Linked DNA regions of Homo sapiens: region 1 is linked to region 2. Evidence: chromatin loops called from intact Hi-C (ENCODE). Cell type or tissue: PC-9. All regions are shown on one strand. Each heading gives the region's core, and the rest is flanking DNA. Links, peaks and the distances in the headings are about the cores only.

The links. Hi-C counts contacts between places; a loop is a spot of excess contacts. Peaks named below come from ENCODE experiments on the same cell type or tissue, not always from the same donor. Only the 100,000 strongest peaks of a DNase experiment are listed, where the experiment ranks them.
Region 1: a loop joins it to region 2, with 11 times the contacts of the local background. A loop is called at or near these places in 5 of 110 quality-filtered maps.

Annotation. Positions count from the first base shown.
Region 1 is chr20:56,512,002-56,520,489 of GRCh38, reverse strand. It overlaps RTF2 (replication termination factor 2), which reads right to left. Exons shown (of 9, transcript NM_016407.5): 6 at 7,062-7,175; 7 at 3,501-3,555; 8 at 3,289-3,384; 9 at 1,041-2,403. The coding sequence ends at 2,225. It also overlaps the pseudogene GCNT7. Among named protein-coding and RNA genes, the nearest start is that of FAM209A, 8.5 kb to the left of the region's middle. RefSeq lists enhancers at 7,421-8,228, 8,229-8,488. In PC-9, for the core only: CTCF peaks have their summits at 3,982 and 4,184; no DNase peak of the experiment used is centred there.
Region 2 is chr20:56,243,371-56,251,858 of GRCh38, reverse strand. It overlaps MC3R (melanocortin 3 receptor), which reads right to left and starts at 3,127. Exons shown (of 1, transcript NM_019888.3): 1 at 2,044-3,127. The coding sequence starts at 3,015. The coding sequence ends at 2,044. RefSeq lists a silencer at 3,657-3,726. In PC-9, for the core only: CTCF peaks have their summits at 2,135, 2,336 (motif pointing right), 3,535 and 3,735 (motif pointing left); a DNase peak (open chromatin) is centred at 3,668; H3K27me3 peaks cover 3,800 bases.

The sequences.
Region 1 (8,488 bases), core at 115-8,114, 270 kb before region 2:
AGCCTGCCCCAGCCGCCACTGATTCCTTCATTTGGTACGGACTGAATGGGGAGAAGGTGCGGTGTGGCCAGGCAGAACTGTCATTCGCCTTGCTGCTTTGGGCCTCAGGCACCTCACCTATAAAGTGGGGGATGGCCATCTTCCCATTGCACTGGGTGGCTGGGGAGTCCCAGGGGAAGAAGCCTGTCAAGTGCTTGGCTGCTCAGTGAGCCCTAAAAATAATGCGAATGATCAGCCCTCCCCAGCCGTTGGTGTATTGAGGCCTCATGCCCAGCAGGAGCACAGATCATGGATACCTTCTTCCCTCAAGCTGGCCAGGAGCCTTGAAGAGTGGTGCCTTAGCAAAATATTAAAGGCTGGCTAGAAATCTCCAAGGAAACCCTGATCCCTCCTGCATGGATGGTCCTGAGGGCAGCTGGAGGGAGGCCCACAGCCTGTTTATTTCAGAGAGGCCCAAAGCAGAGGACTTTGAGATGCTGTAATTTTTGTGTTGAGGATGCTGTGACTCAGTTACCAGAAAAAACTGGACACAGTCAATACATTCAATGCAAAATAAAACTGATTCAGGCTAACATTCAGAAAACCGAACCTGGTAAAAATAATGGTCATTAAAAGAAAAGGGGGCCCAGGCAGCGTGGCTCACGCCTGTAATCCCAGCACTTTGGAAGGCCGAGGCGGGCAGATTGCTTGGTCCCAGAAGTTTAAGACCAGCCTGTGCAACATGGCGAAACCTCATCTCTACAAAAAATAGCAAAATTAGCCGGGTGCGGTAGTGCGCACCTATAATCCCAGCTACTCGGGAGGCTGAGGGGGGTGGATCACCTGAGCCCAGGAGGTCAAGGCTATGGTGAGCCATGATCATGCCACTGCACTCCAGCCTGGATGACAGAGTGAGACCCTGTTTCAAAATTTAAAAAAAAAAAAAAAAAAAAAGGGGGAAATAAAAACAATGAGAAAATGGTTGAGTTTGGCTGTATAGAAAATTGGGGAAATTAAATGGCTAATCCAGGTTTGTTCTGGAAAAGTCCATGACAAAAACGCATCACTTAATTTTTATTAAAATGCTCTATACTCACAATGTCAAAATATCCTTGGGGCCAAACCTTCCCATCAACTGTGAAGCCGGGAACCACACAGGGTTTGAGAAAAAGCAGGGCCACACATGGTTCTCCCTTGCTGGCCTCTCCCTGGAGTTCTGCCCACGTGTCTGTGTCTCCCACAGAACCTGCCTGTTCACCTCCCACCATTCACCTCCCACAGCTCCTTCTGCTTCTGAAGGAAACCCAGGGCCCCGGGGTCTGTATAGAGAACCAGTCACTATCTCAGTCATACCACCGTGTGCAGAAAGCCACGCAGAGGCCTGTGGCTCTTGGTTCTTCATTAGGAGTCTCATGAGAAGTTTCACTAGCTATTGACGTCAACACAACTTATAGGCAGATAAAATGCACCTCTTTTTGGGTACGATTCTCCCTTTACCATCTGCTGGAGGAGAGAAGGGTGGGTTCTTCTGACTTCATGGAATGACTCCTGTAATCACCAATGCAACGGCTGCAATGTTCTTACCCAAGCATGAGCAGAAGGTAGAAAAGATAAAAACACAGAGGAGAGAAGAGGCAGACCAGCTTTATTTTTGAACCCAATCACTGGGTGCCCAACTATGACTCTGCTATCTTCGAAATGATGAGATGGGGCACACTCCCCTAACAGTATTTAGCTAGACCAACAAGGATCCTGGCTCCTCCCAGGGCTGTAGCAGAGGGACGAGGCCCTTCGAAGCTTCTAGTGGGCACAGTGTATTTGAAATCCATCCTTTTTAAAGCCCAGTTTCACTTGGCCTACTTGATTTATTGCTGGTAGCAAGATCATTAGAATTTTAGTTAATTAATATGTGCCAACTCTGCACCGGTGAGGACTCTGGAGTCTCTTGTTACTGCAAGCATAAAAAGTGCAGCCCACAGGGCTTCCTGGCCATGGAAAGGACCAAATGCACCTGCAGGTGGAAGCAAGCATGACCTCGGGCCACTGTGCAGCCCCTCCCATGTCCCCCCTGGAACCGACACGCCTCACATCAAGAGTGGCCACACCAGCTTGAAGGCTGGCCAGGACAGCTTTATGACACAGAACTATAGAGAGAACACACAGCAGCGCACTCAGAGGCACAAAGCGACCTGCCTACGTGGAAACTAAACAACCTTCTGGGGCAGGAGCGGTGGCAGTGCGGGCTTCAGAAGCAGTAGGACGTGTGGGTGACCCAGTGGGCAGACTCCTCCTTGGAGCGCTTGGCGGAGCTGTGAGTGGTAAAGAGGGACTTGTAGGCCTCCGATTCTTCACTGTCAGCGATGGACCTCTTTGTGGCTCCACACGGAGGCTTCCCAGCTTTTCCAGAAGAGCTCTCATTCATTGCTAGAAAAATGAAGAGCCAAAACTGTCAGGGTTGGGATAAAGATGATTCTAAACTTCGCATCCTCAGAAGGGAAGCCCATCAGTCACTCTGTCCCAGACGTTCTCTTGCTGGCTGTGTGAGTGCTGGCGGACGTCATCTTAATTGCCAACTCCAGCAAAGCAGACACAGCACAACACATCTATCATTTACTGTCTTGCTCTGTCGCAGACACTGGTCCCAGCCCCGTGAATGACTTAGATTGTCCTGATGAGGCAGGGCCTGCGTTCCAGGGGAGGAAATGGGCACAGGAACCTGAGTGGCTGTCCCATGTAGAGCCGGGATGGGAGCCTGTCAGCCACCCTGGATGCTACTTAGAGCACAAGATCACACACTCTTAACAATGAATCTGTATTTTTCTTTTTGTGAAATAAATGGTATTTTCTTTGAGTTACAGAGAGTGAGTTTTAGGAGAAACTGATCCTTGGTCAAGAGGCAGCAGAGAGGGGACTCTGAGAGCCACACGTGGAGCCCATGAAAGCCCCAAGAGTAAAGAAACTGGGGGCATTCCCCGCAGGCCCTGAGCCACAGTCCATCTGACAGTCTCTGTGCAACATCTGAGCCAGTTCTCAGCGCAACCTCTTTTGCTTGGCACCAAGCACTTACTCGACAGGAATCTAAACAACCAGCATTTGTGCCCAGACCCCATCACTCCTGCCACGGCTCCTGATGAGGGTGTGTTCAATATTTCTTAGTTACCCCCCTAAAGAGAGTTCAGTGCACTCTCTAGAGACATGACATAGGACAGGCTTGGGCTTCCCATCCACCCACTCCAGTGAAACCTGGACTCGGCCACCTGGGTTTCCAGCCTTCTCGAAACAGCTCCCTGTAGCTACAACAGGACCCACCTGTGCTTTTGGGAGCCAAGTTGGTTTTCTTCTCTCTAGAATCAAGGCTGGCTTCTTCAGGCTTCCCTGTCTTAACTTTTGATGGCCCTGGGGCTTCTGTAAAAGAAACAAAGTAGGCAAAGCAAAAACAATGCAAAACAAAGCATGAACATATTAGCAGACTGCCCTAGAGTCGCATTTTGCTAAAATAAGGATCTCTTGAAGGATCTTACCTTCACTGACATCTGGTTTTGAAACAGACTCTGCTGCCTTGGGTTTCTTTGTTTTCTACAAAAAGATAGAGAATGTTGGAGGCTGTGCTCAGATTCACTCCACTTCAGCGTCAGTGTGGCTGCCCATTGTCCCGGGTGCCCTGTCTGACTGACCGATGCTAGTCACATGAGACAGACAGTCACTCTGAAGAAGGCTTTTGATGTTCCGTAACTCCTAAAGCCTTCACCCTCTGCATGTGACACCAGTCATGCACTTCTGCCTCACACAAAAATGTATCTGCACAGAGCTGCTCACTTTTATATTTACATCTCCCAAATCACATTTGCAAAAATTTAAATGAGGCTGACAGATTTCAGTAATAAGGGCCAATGTTGATGGTGACAACTGTATACAAAAGCGCACTTAAATGAGTAACACAGAGTATATATGGGTATGTGAAGTCCAGCCAGCATAAACACCAACTAAATCTTGCACATTCCACTAACTTTTTTTCAAAGCTGTCAAACTGCTTTGGTATTTGTTATTCAAGTGTAAGGCCTTGAAGTTTATATTAAAGACAGTTGAGCTAATTCTTCTAAACTCAAAACTACTCTTGTTAGATTTCCAGGCACTAGAATTCTGCTACTCATAATAGTTATTTTGATCAGCAATAATAAAACAAACCATTCTACGGTCACACAGCTGCGTTGGAATTGATTTAATCGCAGAAATGACAAGTAGGACTATGTTCATTTAATTTACTTTAAAATGTCAATTTCCTAAGCATCCAAAAGGTGGCACTAAAAATAGGCAGCCTGATTACTTCAGCCATCTCCCAGCACTGAGCATTAAAGAAAGACCTCTCAGGCCTTGAATTTCTAACATATACATGCAGTGTGATTTATAACAGAACATAAAGACCTTCTGTGCATTTCACACATGCAATGCAAGCATTCACATCTGTGAAAACTGATACTCGGTCCTTCAAACAAATAAGAGACAACTGTTTACTTCTAAGCCCTCCATTCACAGCTGAGGTTATTTGAAAAGCACAGGCAAGAAGGAGTTAGAGAGGAAATGTTATATCTTGCTTCCAGCTGCAAGTGTATTTGGGAAATATTTTGGTATCCTGGTAGCAGTAGCTATGAGGTATTCCCAGAAGCTCTGGAGAATATTTTGCAGAGAGGAGCATGTTAGTCCCACTGGGCTTTGAATTAACTTGGCAGGAAACCTGTGACAGAGAAAACTCACGAAAGCAAAATGGTCAAAGGGAATATGAACATTTCTAGTAGTTTCCTTTGAAATGCATTTTTTCCGTGTGTGTGTGTGTGTGTGTGTGTGTGTCTCTGTCTGAGACAGAATCTCACTGTGTGTGTGTGTGTGTGTGTGTGTGTGTGTGTGTGTGTGTGTCTCTCTCTCTCTCTCTCTCTCTCTGTCTGAGACAGAATCTCACTCTGTTGCCCAGGCTGAAGTGCAGTGGTACGATCTTGGCTCACTGCAACCTCCGCCTCCCAAGTTCAACCAATTCTTCCGCCTCAGCCTCTGGAGTACATGGGATTACTGGCGCACGCCACCACATCCAGCTAATTTTTGTATTTTTAGTAGAGATGGGGTTTCACCATGTTGGCCAGGCTGGTCTCGAACTCCTGACCTCAAGTGATCTGCTTGCCTCGGCCTCCCAAAGTGCTGGGATGAAAGGTGTGAGCCACGGCACCCGGCTGCCCTTTTGTGTTTTTTAAAACTGAGCTTGATCAATGGTAGCAATTAAGAACAGGGAGATGGCTTTTGGCAACTGTCCTTAGTTAAAAAGACCTCAAACTTAGTTTCCCTCTTTTTTTCTCTCTTACAATAATGAAATCATAGTAATTTAGAAAACCAACTTAGAATTAACACACTTTATATAAGATACACATGTATTTACTTTTCAACCTGAACACAGCATTTCAATGGCCAAGCGGCTTTTTTTTTTTTTTTAGAGGGAGTCTGTCAGGCTGGAGTGCAGAGGTGCGATCTCGGCTCACTGCAACCTCCGCCTTCCGGGTTCAAGTGATTCCCCTGCCTCAGTCTCCCCAGTAGCTGGCATTACAGGCACACGCCACCACGCCCGCCTACCAAGTGACTCTTTAAACAGTTGTTAGGAATGTTGTATTAACATCTTATAATATTGCTCCACGGAGTATTTCTACTCGCATCTGAATTCAGAGTTTGGGCACCGTTCCTTGAACTACAGAGCCATTTTCAGACATTATTTTCTACCTAAGTAAAACGATGAAGGGAGAAAATACAAATGCCTTTGGCTCTTTCTGATCATTCTGGATCCATGCATAATGGTAATACTGCTACCATGTGCTCAAGCCTCGGCTTTTTAAAGCCTCACAACCACGAATTACACATTATTCCAGGGTGATACGGTCCTGTCTTGTTATGATTTTTTAAAAACCCCAAACCTCTGAAAAATCTTCAGGTACTCCATCACTCTCGCCTCGGACTGGCACTGGTAAAATGCACACCCACGCGAGGGCAGGCGATTTGTTTCATAATTTTATGTCCTCAGCCTACTGGAGCTAATTTTCTAGTACTTCAAGCATTCTTTTGCCTTAGTTCTGATCACATAAAGTTTTCTCCCTAGCTTATCCTGAACCCAACTTTTTTTTTTTTTAAAGAATAAGAAATTTGCCACTCACGAAAGGCCTGTATTCCATAGCTATCATCTGTAAACATGAACAACATTTACTGCTGGATGGGGAATCACCAGCGCATGGAAGAACTCTTGGTGGATGCGTTGTCTGGAGCCTGCTCACTCCGCCACGTTACTCAGCAATGCTTTCCCTGTTTCTGGATACCACGCTCCCTTCTGAACGATGAAGCATGAAGCACCACGCTCCATAAAAGACCCTCCCTCTCCCCGTGGGAGGGCTCAGGAAGGTGAGGGATTTGGCCCCCATTTTTGGGAAGGCTACTCATTAGCTCCTTGTTATTCAAAGTGTGACCCTGAGGAGTTGCATCCACACGCCCTGGGAGTGGGTGAGACGCACAGGCACCCAGGCCCACCCAGGCCTGCTGGAGCCCAGACTGCCAGGGCCCTCCCGAGCACATTCCAATCTGGGCAGCAGGGGAGCCTTACATTTTGCTGGGATGATGGTGACTTTTCATTTTTCCTTTGTTTTACAAGCTATGAGACCTGAGTATGTACTGCCTTAAATCAACAGCAACAGTAAGTGACAGCAGCAGCAACGGTGGTGGCTGCCCTTCCCCAAGGGCTTGCTGAGGCCGTGTCAGTGTCAGTGCTTTATGGCCATGGTCTCTGGAGCCTGCTGACAGCTCCGTGCCCTCGCATGCTGTCACTACCCCACTTCACTGATGAGAAAGCTCGGCGGGGAAGAGCAGAGCCGCCGTGCTCACCACAGCAAGGCAGTGCCTGGGCCTCAGCTGGAATCTGCTTCTACAGTCCAGGCCCTTCTAGGTTATAAAAATCGCCTTGATCATGCAAACCCCTAAGCAGCTGCCAGCTCAGTTCAGTGATTTGCAGTCGGCTCTGGAGCAGAGATGGGGGCTGGGCGGAACCTGAAGACTCCCATTACCTTTTCCAGCTTCGCTCTCAGCCTTCTCTCCTCCATCCTTGTCTTCAGCACGTCCACATCCTCCTTGGTGCCATTGAGCATGATGACATCATCCTCCTGGAAGGCAGCCCCACACTGGAGAGGGCAAACAAGAGAGGGCAGATTCCATCACCAGTCAATGGGGAGGCCACGCTTCAGTCCCCCACTCTCAGCCCCAAGCAGTGGCCCCCAGGCTCCGAGTAAATTCCTATTACCGGCTTTCTGGTCAAAGCCTTGGTTTGGAAAGTTCCCGCACACAGCAAAGTGTCAGCGTAGCAGGTTAAGAGTGCTATCACTTGCAAGGCTGGTGCCTGGATGGTGTCTGGGAACTTGGATTTTGGGAGGGTTCCCGCCATTTTTTAACTGACAAGAGTAGCTTGGCTCACCGTGCCTAGACCCTTTTGTATGAACAACGTGGTCTATGCTGACACCTACCTGCTTATGGGAGTGTGGAATTCTGGAACATGCTGGGCCGAGGGTATAAAGCCAGCCCTCAGCCAAAACTCTGGGTACTGAGTCTCTCATTTGCTTCCCTGGGCAAAAACATCACACGTGTTGCAGTTTCGTTGCGGGGGGAAGTATTCACTTCGTACAACCCCTTGAGGGAGGGAGTGCGCGTAAGGAAGCCCCACGTGGATTCCTCCAGACTCTGCTACATGCGCCTTTTCCCTTAACACCCAGCTGTGCATCCATACCACGCTGCTGCAGTGAATGTTAGTTGAATACAACCATATGCTAAGTCTCAAGTCTTTCAGAAAACCCCCAAGCATGACGGCAGCCTTGGGGGCGCCCAACACACCCCGGCAGAACAAGACTGCGAGCAGGGTCTAGACCATCCTGACAGTGTTGTGGTGGTAGAAACGCACACATACACACCAAAGGCATGCCCACACTCACAGAGCTGTCAGTGAGTGAGCCACCTCTGCAGAGGCTCCCTGTGACCATGCTGTCACTGGTGGGATCCCAGCACTCTTTCTGTGTTGGCTCCATGGCACTAATCATGACCTGGAGTCTTGTCTTCATCACTTTGTCTATGTTGTTTTCTTCCCTGCTGTGGCCCCAGCAGCTACCCAGTGCCTAGCACAGCAGAGGTGCTCACGGCTGGGGACAGGAAAAACAGGGAAAAAAAGAGAACGAGGAGTGGAGGTTCCCAGTCCTGCATTTTGAATTGAGATTTCTGCCACCATCTGTCTAGGCCACCTGGCTCAGGCCACACCACTTCTCTGGGCCTCAGTTTCCTCAGCTGCAAAAATGAGGGGTCTAAGACTGGGCGCGGTGGCTTATGCCTATGATCCCAGCACTTTGGGAGGTCGAGGTGGGCGGATCACCATTTGAGGTCAGGAGTTCGAGACCAGCCTGACCAATATGGTGAAACCCCGTCTCTGCTAAAAATACAAAAACTGTGTATG
Region 2 (8,488 bases), core at 201-8,200:
ATGATGAAAACCTGCTGGCAGCAGCATATTGGTGCAAAAGGACATCAGCCCCAGGATGCAGAATATACCATGACCCTAACTAGGTGGGTGCTCCTGGACAACCATATCACCCCTCCAAGGCTAAATTTCTTCATTTGTAAAATGACTCACCTATTTTAGAGGTTTGCTAATGGGATAAAATGAAATAGTGTGAAAACTGATATAAGAGTGAAAAGTAAGTTATTTTTATCTTGTTTACATAGAAAAAAGACATAATCCCTATAGCTATTCATATCACTTTCAAGTAATTAGATTCCCCATTCTCTACATTTACCCACTGAGCGGCCATGGAAAGTCCTGTAATTTAGTGTCTTGATTAAAATAATGGAGAACGACAGTGGCCCGGGAACCACAAACCTGGTATTTTTGGAAACTAAATGGGAGAGTTTTGTAGTTTGGCTAAAAGGCATTGCCCTAGAAAAGACTAGCACTGTGATCAATGGAGCTGTTTATGCCACTTACAAAGTCATCACTGAATTGCAGTGAAACATACCATGGCCGTGTGCAGGAGTCACCAGAATGATTCCAGGGTGTATTTCAATGTAACACACGTTTAGCAGCCATAAAAGCTTTTTATTATTTCCAAACATCATAACCAAAGCAAGAAAGGAATGGTTTTGCTTATATTAGCAGAAAATCTTCAAGTATTAAAGAACCCCAGTATATGCTAGTGCAAGATAAACACACAATTGCACCCCAAGACACAGCTTAATATAAGAATTTGTGACAGGGGGAGATATGGGGACAGCCAGAAAGCACAAATTGAAGTTATCTTGGGCAGAAAAGGATCTGACAATGCGAGCACTAGTCAGCCAGTCTCACCCTTTGCTCCCAGGAATGAATTCCTGTACTTGATAGGATATAGACATTGATAACAGGGTCACTCAACTTTAACACAATGCCAAGCAAAAAGGGAAAAGAACAAAAAAACTTTCTCTTTCATAGATAATATTGAAGAAGTCCTGTGATAGAGATGCAATTACTATAAGCAAAAACAAGGGCTCCCAAGAAAGTCACACAGTGGTTCTACGGTTTCTCAAACTATCTTAAGCTACAGTAAAGCAATTTCTTGTGATACACACACACACACACACACACACACACACACACACACACGTATATACATGTACCCCAACCCATGATTTCCTTTCTTGTTTTAAAGGCTAAAAGTAAATGATAGAAAAAAAGAAGTTATTTTAAAAAGATTAATCTATACCTTAAAATAGCAAGGTATCAAAATACACGTACACAAGTATATTCTGATTGTCCAAAGCACTTTCTCTCTTTCGTTAGAGTTTTGAAGGTTGTCTTAGATTTAATCCATAAAAACAAAACAACAACACACACCAACACAACAACAGAAAAATAGAAGTGGGTTACATCCTCATGCTACCTTTGGGGGTGGGGACAACTGAAGGGATATGGGGGTAAGAAAAGGGGAAAACGGCATAGCATTGCTCCTTTCACAAAGAGACAATTGTCTAACTGTAAATAGAATAATAGAGTAGAACTCAGTCTCCTACGGAGTTATAAGTGCAAAGCTATCTCTCCGTGTAGCTGGCAGCAGGAGGTCGTAGCTGTAACAGGTTTGCTTGCAAGAGATCTGAACCACCCTTATTGTTCATGAGAATCCTTCAGTCTGGTCTGGCCTGGAGCATGAAGACGTGGGTGTGGAGCAGATGAGCAGACAGGCGTCGCACACCCTGGGTGTTTGGAAATGAGTGCAGAGAGCATGCAGAGAAGCCTTCGCTGATTTCTCCCAGTGACTATTTGGGAAATCAGAGTTTGTGACTTACCCATCTTGGAATCCTTTCAGAGAATCTGTTGTTCACCAATTTTCCCCTTTAAAAGGCTTTGTAAACTTAAAAACAAACGACAAGTACAATCATGGCTGTTAACACATTTTTATATTTTCTAAGTATATATATTTTTCTTTCTAAACACCTCACGTGGATGGAAAGTCAAAAGTGACCCGACTGATGATCATTTCCATGGCCCTGCATCCTATCCCAAGTTCATGCCGTTGCAGCCACAGAGAATCTCCCTAAAGGTGTTGCGCAATTCCAGGCTCCGGAAAGCGTAGATGAGTGGGTCGATGACGGAGTTGCACATGATGAGGACCAGGTAGGTGTTGAAGTGGGCAGTGTAGCAGATGCAGTAGGGGTTGGTGGGGCAGGTGATGATGAGGACCAGGTGGAGGAAGAAGGGGGCCCAGCAGAAGATGAACACGCCCAGGAGAATGGTGATGGTGACTGCCCCCTTCATGCATGAGTGTTGCTGTGGGGCCACCCCGTCGGCAGGTGGCAGTGCTGCTATGCGCTTGACGTGCAGCCGCGCAAAGAGGAACATGTGCACGTAGAGGGTGCCCATGAGGAGCATCATGGCGAAGAACATGGTGATGAGGCACACAATGACCATTTTGCTCTCCGAGTAGACGATGAACACCACGCCACAGACGCCGCAGCAGACCCAGATGGCCACGATCAAGGTGAGGGCCTTCCTCACGGTCATGATGCTGTGGTAGCGGAGCGCGTAAAAGATGGTGACGTACCTGTCGACGGCGATGGCCAGGAGGTTGCAGATGGAGGCCACCAGGGAGATGCAGATCATGGAGTCGAAGATGTTGTCCATGTGCTGGATAAACTGGTCCTCGAAGGTCAGGTAGTCGCTGTGGACGATGGCGATCATGATGGTCTCCAGGGCATTGGACACACTTACCAGCATGTCGGCCACCGCCAGGCTGCAGAGAAAGAAGTACATCGGGGAGTGCAGGTTGCCGTTCCTGACCACGGCCAGGATAACCAGGATGTTTTCCAGCAGACTGACGATGCCCAGAGACAGGAAAACCTCGGGCTTGATGAAGACCTGCTCACAGAAGGCGCTGCTGCTCTGGTTGCTGAAGAAAGGGGCTTGGAGGTGCTCCGAGCCATTAGGCAGTGTTGGCTGAACAGAGGGCAGGCAGCACGAAGCATTCATTGCTGTCAGAAGGGCTGATCCGAGCTGGGGCTCCAGCAGGGTCCGTAGGAAGCTGCTGCTGCTCACAGGAAAGACAAAATCTCCCTCCAGATACGTCTTTTGGATGCTCATTCAATCTGGCCTTAGAGTTTATTCTCCTCTAGAATAAAAGGATGGGGAGGGTAGAGAGACAGATAGTGAGAGAGGGTGGAGGAAGAGACAGAGAGAGAGAGAGACATACACACAGAGAGAAAGAGCGAAGGGGGAAGAGAGAGAGAGAGGGAGAGTAGCTAGTTAGTAGCTAGCATGCAAGTTTGTAGCTTGGAGACATAGGGAGAACTTTGCTGTTCCAGGAGGAGCAGTTTTTATCTTGTTTACATAGAAAAAATACACCATAGGGTCTCTTACCAGCTGTCTTCCTTCTGTCTCCCTCTCACCCCTCTGTTTGTCTCTCCTCACTTCCCCACCTGGGAACAGAAAACCTGCCACCGGCTGCTACAGTTACAGCTCTTTTCATGGCAAGACAGGGGATGTGTTACTTGTCGCTAGAAGTGAAGGGAGAACACTCAGGTTTTTCATATTGGCCAAGGGCAAACAACTCCTACTTAATCTTCAGCGCAGCAGAATGACCACTGAGCATCGGGCACCTCTCTGACTGACAGCAGGTACCTGGCCCTGAGGATTCTGCAGGGAGATTAAGAAGCAGACTAGTGCCCTCTGCAGGCCGCACGGCTGTCTGCTTGCTGGCTTGGCTTAGCCCTTTGTGTTTGTCATGGAAACTGCCACAGGCATCCACTCATCTGTTCATTTGTTTGTTTATTTGTTAGTTCATTCATTTGTTGTTGTTGTTTAGCAAACATTTATTGAGCGCCTACTATGTGTCAGGTCTCTGCTGAGTGCAGGAAATACAGTGGTGAGCAAGACAACAGCCACTATCTCAGGCTTCCCCGAACTCAGAGTCTGGGGTGGAAGAAGAGGAATCAATAAATGCTTGAATCAGGAAAGTCCAGGAAACCAGGGATGCAAAGAGGAAGAGCCCTAACCCGGACTGTCAAAGTTCCTGGAGGAAGGAGCACCTATGCTTTGACTTCAAGGAGGAAGAGGTCATATCCAGTTTGGGGTGGGTGGTGGGGTGGGGGCTGGAGCTGGAGGAGGTAGAAGAGGACTCCAGGCAGAGGGAATCACACGTCTGCAGCCTGGAGGCAGAGAGCACCCTGGCCATAGAAGTCATCACAGATTGTGGATGTGGAGATCCCATTTGACCCGCGGAGTCAGAATCACCCAGGTGTAAGACCTGAACAAGTGTGTTTGCAATTTTTGACAGGTGAGCTGGGGCATAGTCACAGTTGAGCTCCACTGAAAAAGAATCTTGGGCTTTTGAAAGTGCTGAAAGTAGTCTGCTCTGGTCAGAGCATGGAAATAGGAGACACAATCTGAGAAATGAGGCTGCACAGTTTCTTAAAAAGTTGAGAGGTGCCTGAATCCTGAAGGACAGCCTCAGCCAGATGTGAGAATTTGGACAGTACCTTGACAGCAATGGGGACTGTGGAAGAAACATAGGTAGGGCAGGAATGAGATGGGGTCTGCATTTTAGAAATATTCCTGGTTGCAGGGTGGAGAATGAATTAGACAGACTGAGCATGTAGGCCAGGGAGTCCGGGGCAGAGGGTGTTGCAAAGACCCAGGGTGAGATGATGGTGGCCTGGAGCAAGGGAGTGGCCATGGGGACTTGGAAGACTTGGAGGGTGGTCAGAGAGATTCAGAAGGTTGGATAATGCAGCTTCAGAACTGATGGGTTATGGGATCATGGGAGAGGGAGCAGTCAGAAACACCTGTACTTCTTTCTTACATAATGGGGAGGATGGAGATGTTTTAAGCTGGAAAATGTGAAAGGCAGAAGTTAGCAGGTGGCCTACTAATGTAGTGTTGTTCTTGGAAGTATGGTTTAACACTTGGTCCATGTTAGATCTGATTCCCCATGTAGATCATATGAACTCAGAAAACACTGAGTCTTCTCATCCCTACACACACACACACACACACACACACACACACACACGCACATTCTAGGTGAATTAATGATCCATCTCTCCATGTAACTATGTATGTGTGTGTAGGTGTGAGAAATATTAAAAATATGCATATGGAAATAGAAGAAAACTTAGGATCCTTGGGGTGGAAAGATCTTAAGCAAGATGAGCAATCCAAAATTTAGTATGGAAAAACACCCTGAACTAAGTTAAAAGAAAAACAGAATGAAAATATTTGCTATAGGTAAAGTTACTATCTCTTACATACAAAGACTACTTTCACATTAACTAGAAAAAGATAAATTACCCCTAAGAAAATTGGGCAAAGGATATAAATAATAATTTACTGAAGAGAAGATGCAAATGGTTAATAAACATGAAAAGATGTGAAGCCATCTAGGAAGTTGGGGAAATGCCAGTCAAAATGAGATTTTAATATCGTTTTCCCAGCTAGATTGACAAGAGATAAAAAGATGCAAAATTCAGGTAAGAATATCGGGAGGACACTCTCATGCATTTCTAGTGTTTGTGAATAGTTTCACCATTTGGCAGTTCTTACTAAAATAAAAAAAAAGCCTGTTGGTATGAGTTTCTGTCTATGAACTGAGGGGCATGAGAAATACTTTTGTTTATTTGCTTTTTTTAAAAAAATATTTTGTCAAGAGCATGAGTTTAAGTTGCCCTGAATATACATTTCCACTTCTGTTTATTTTCAACAGAACGACTTAATTTCTGATGCCAAGCCACCATTCTTCTAGGTTGGAAAAAAACACATTCTTAATCCTTTTGGGAACTTCTCTTACCCTCAGGGTCACATCCAGTCTGTGGTTTCAAGGGCATGAGTCATACATGTAAAGCTAGACTATAAGGCAGGGACCATTCATTATCTACTAGGTCTTTTCCTGCTCTGTGCTTGGCACGTGCTGAGCACTGACCACCTTTTCCTGCTTTCATTCTCTGGTCGTGTGCATCCTTCAAAGAGAGCAGCTGGGACCTAGTACTTAAAATCTGTGTCCTCAGAGGTATCATCATCACTCATGAGTGTTTATTTGGTCTTCTCCAAACACTACTTCCCACTTTCCTGGGGGAGTTGCACAGATGCAGCATTACGTTTTAACTGAATCTTGCATGAATGAATTGGCTTTATTAATAACAATTGTAGGACATGACAGTCTCTGTCAGTGTTTACCGTATGTTGTTGGCATATGTGGGGGTGTCTGTTTTGAATCAGTTATAATAAATGTAACAAGGAGATTCTTATTCTAGGAGATAATGAACCCAGGTGGTCTCTTTGCCTGAAAAGCTCTTCCTCAATTTTGTGACTGGTATACCCTCCTTATTCTTCAAGATCCAGCTTAAATGTCAACTATTTTTTACAGCTTTTCTTAAATTTCATACACTAATTTACCACCCTTTCTCCTTGCTGACAAGCTGACAGGGTTCAGTACTCCTTCCCCACTCTCAAAAGCACAAGCAACAAGAGAAAAAAAAAGTGGGCCAGGCATGGTGGCTCATGCCTGTAATCCTAGCACTTTGGGAGGCTGAGGCAGGTGGATCACCTGAGGTCAGGAGTTTAAGACCAGCCTGGCCAACATGGCAAAACCCTGTCTCCTCTACTAATAATACAAAAATTAGCCAGGTGTGGTGGTGCACGCCTATAATCCCAGCTACTCGAGTGGCTGAGACAAGAGAATTGCTTGAACCCAGGTATCAGAGGTTGTAGTGAGCTGAGATTGCACCACTGCACTCCAGCCTGGGCAACAGAGCGAACGAGACACTGTCTCAAAAAAAAAAAAAAAAAAGTAAATTGGACTTCCTCAAAATTAACAACTTTTGTGTTTTAAAAGATGCCACAAAAATGAGAAGACAACACAAAGAATGGGAGAAAGTAATTACAAATCAGATATCTGATAAGGGACATGTATCTGGAATACATAGAGAACATTTACAATTTAATATTATAACAAAAAGACATATTGCCCAATTTAATGATTGGAAGCAAAGGATTTGAATAGACATTTCACCGAGGAAGATATCACATGTCCAACAAGCACATGAAAAAAGACTCAATATGATTAGTCATTAGTGAAAATACTAAAATACACTAAAAATCCATTGAATTGTCCACTTTAGGTGAATTGTATGGTATATTGACGCTATCTCAACAAAGCTGTTTTAAAAATGACATGCAGAATATTGCATAATTAGAGGTCACATCCATGCCACGAAAAGGGGGACAGTTTGGCCAGCAGTCATGTTAGAACACAACGATTAGATTTTATTATAAATATGAACTTTTCATGAGGGGCAGATGCTGCTGATGCCTGTGTCCCTGCACCCAGCTTACCTCTGATTTCAACAGCCGTTTGCTGGACAGCTCCCCCAGTTCCGTGGGAGCTCAGATTCAACTTACACTGCCAGGGTGCCACTTTAAGGGTGACGAACACATTCTGCCCCAGAGTCTTCCCTGGTGTGTGTGTGTGTGGCATTCCTCATCTGACAAAGTTCAACCTGGAAATGAGGGGGGAGTAAATGACCCCAGGGGCAACGCTCAACTAATGAGGGCCAGAGGCAATAGATACATTCTTCAGCTCCCCCATCCTGCAGGTGGACAATGGCAGATGCTGTGTATGCTTCCCAGATATCCCCTGAACCTCCATCACCTACTGCAACTGCTTGATAATGTGTCTTATAATTGGCTTTTGCTCCGTATCCATCTCATTCTCTCTAAGCCCTCAGACCTGTTTCCCAGGATCACCTCTCAAATAAATTACATGCTCCCAAGTCTCTGTCACAAGTTCAGCTTTAGGGGAATAGGGTCCAAATTAAGGACTACAGAAGACCTCCTGTGCACCAGGCTTCTTTGGCATACTCTTTCCCTTGCTTGATTACTTACTCCTAGAAGTCAGGGCTGTGGGTTGTCCACACAATACCTATTCTCTTCTTCCTCACCAATGGACTCCTGCTTTACTGGGGCAAGAGCATGTCCAGCTGCAATACTAATGTGCCAGCCTCCCTTGAAGACCAGGTAGCTACATGATCCAATACTTGACAGTGATGTAAGGGAAGTCTTCTATGGAAGTTCCAGGGAGGCAATTCAAGTAACCCAGCCAGCAAACTTCAACAGGCACAAACTCTTCTGCTCTTGACTGTTTCTCCTTTTTACTGCCTGGAATGATGATGTAAAGGCTGGAGCTCTATCCCTCATTTTATAAGTGTGAAGACAAGGGCCTGATCCTGTGAATGTGGAGCCCAAACCTGAAAGACTTCTGAATCTCAGATGACTTTAGAGAGAGGTAGTCCCAGCCCTGAATTGCTTACCTTTAGGTTTCAAGTTGTATCACAGAAAAATAATCCTTTATTTCTTTAAGCTCTCATTATGTGGGATTTTCTGTTTCATGCAGCTGAACTCAACTTCTGGCAGAAGGCCATCTTTAGCTCTGATTTCTGTCAGAAATATATCA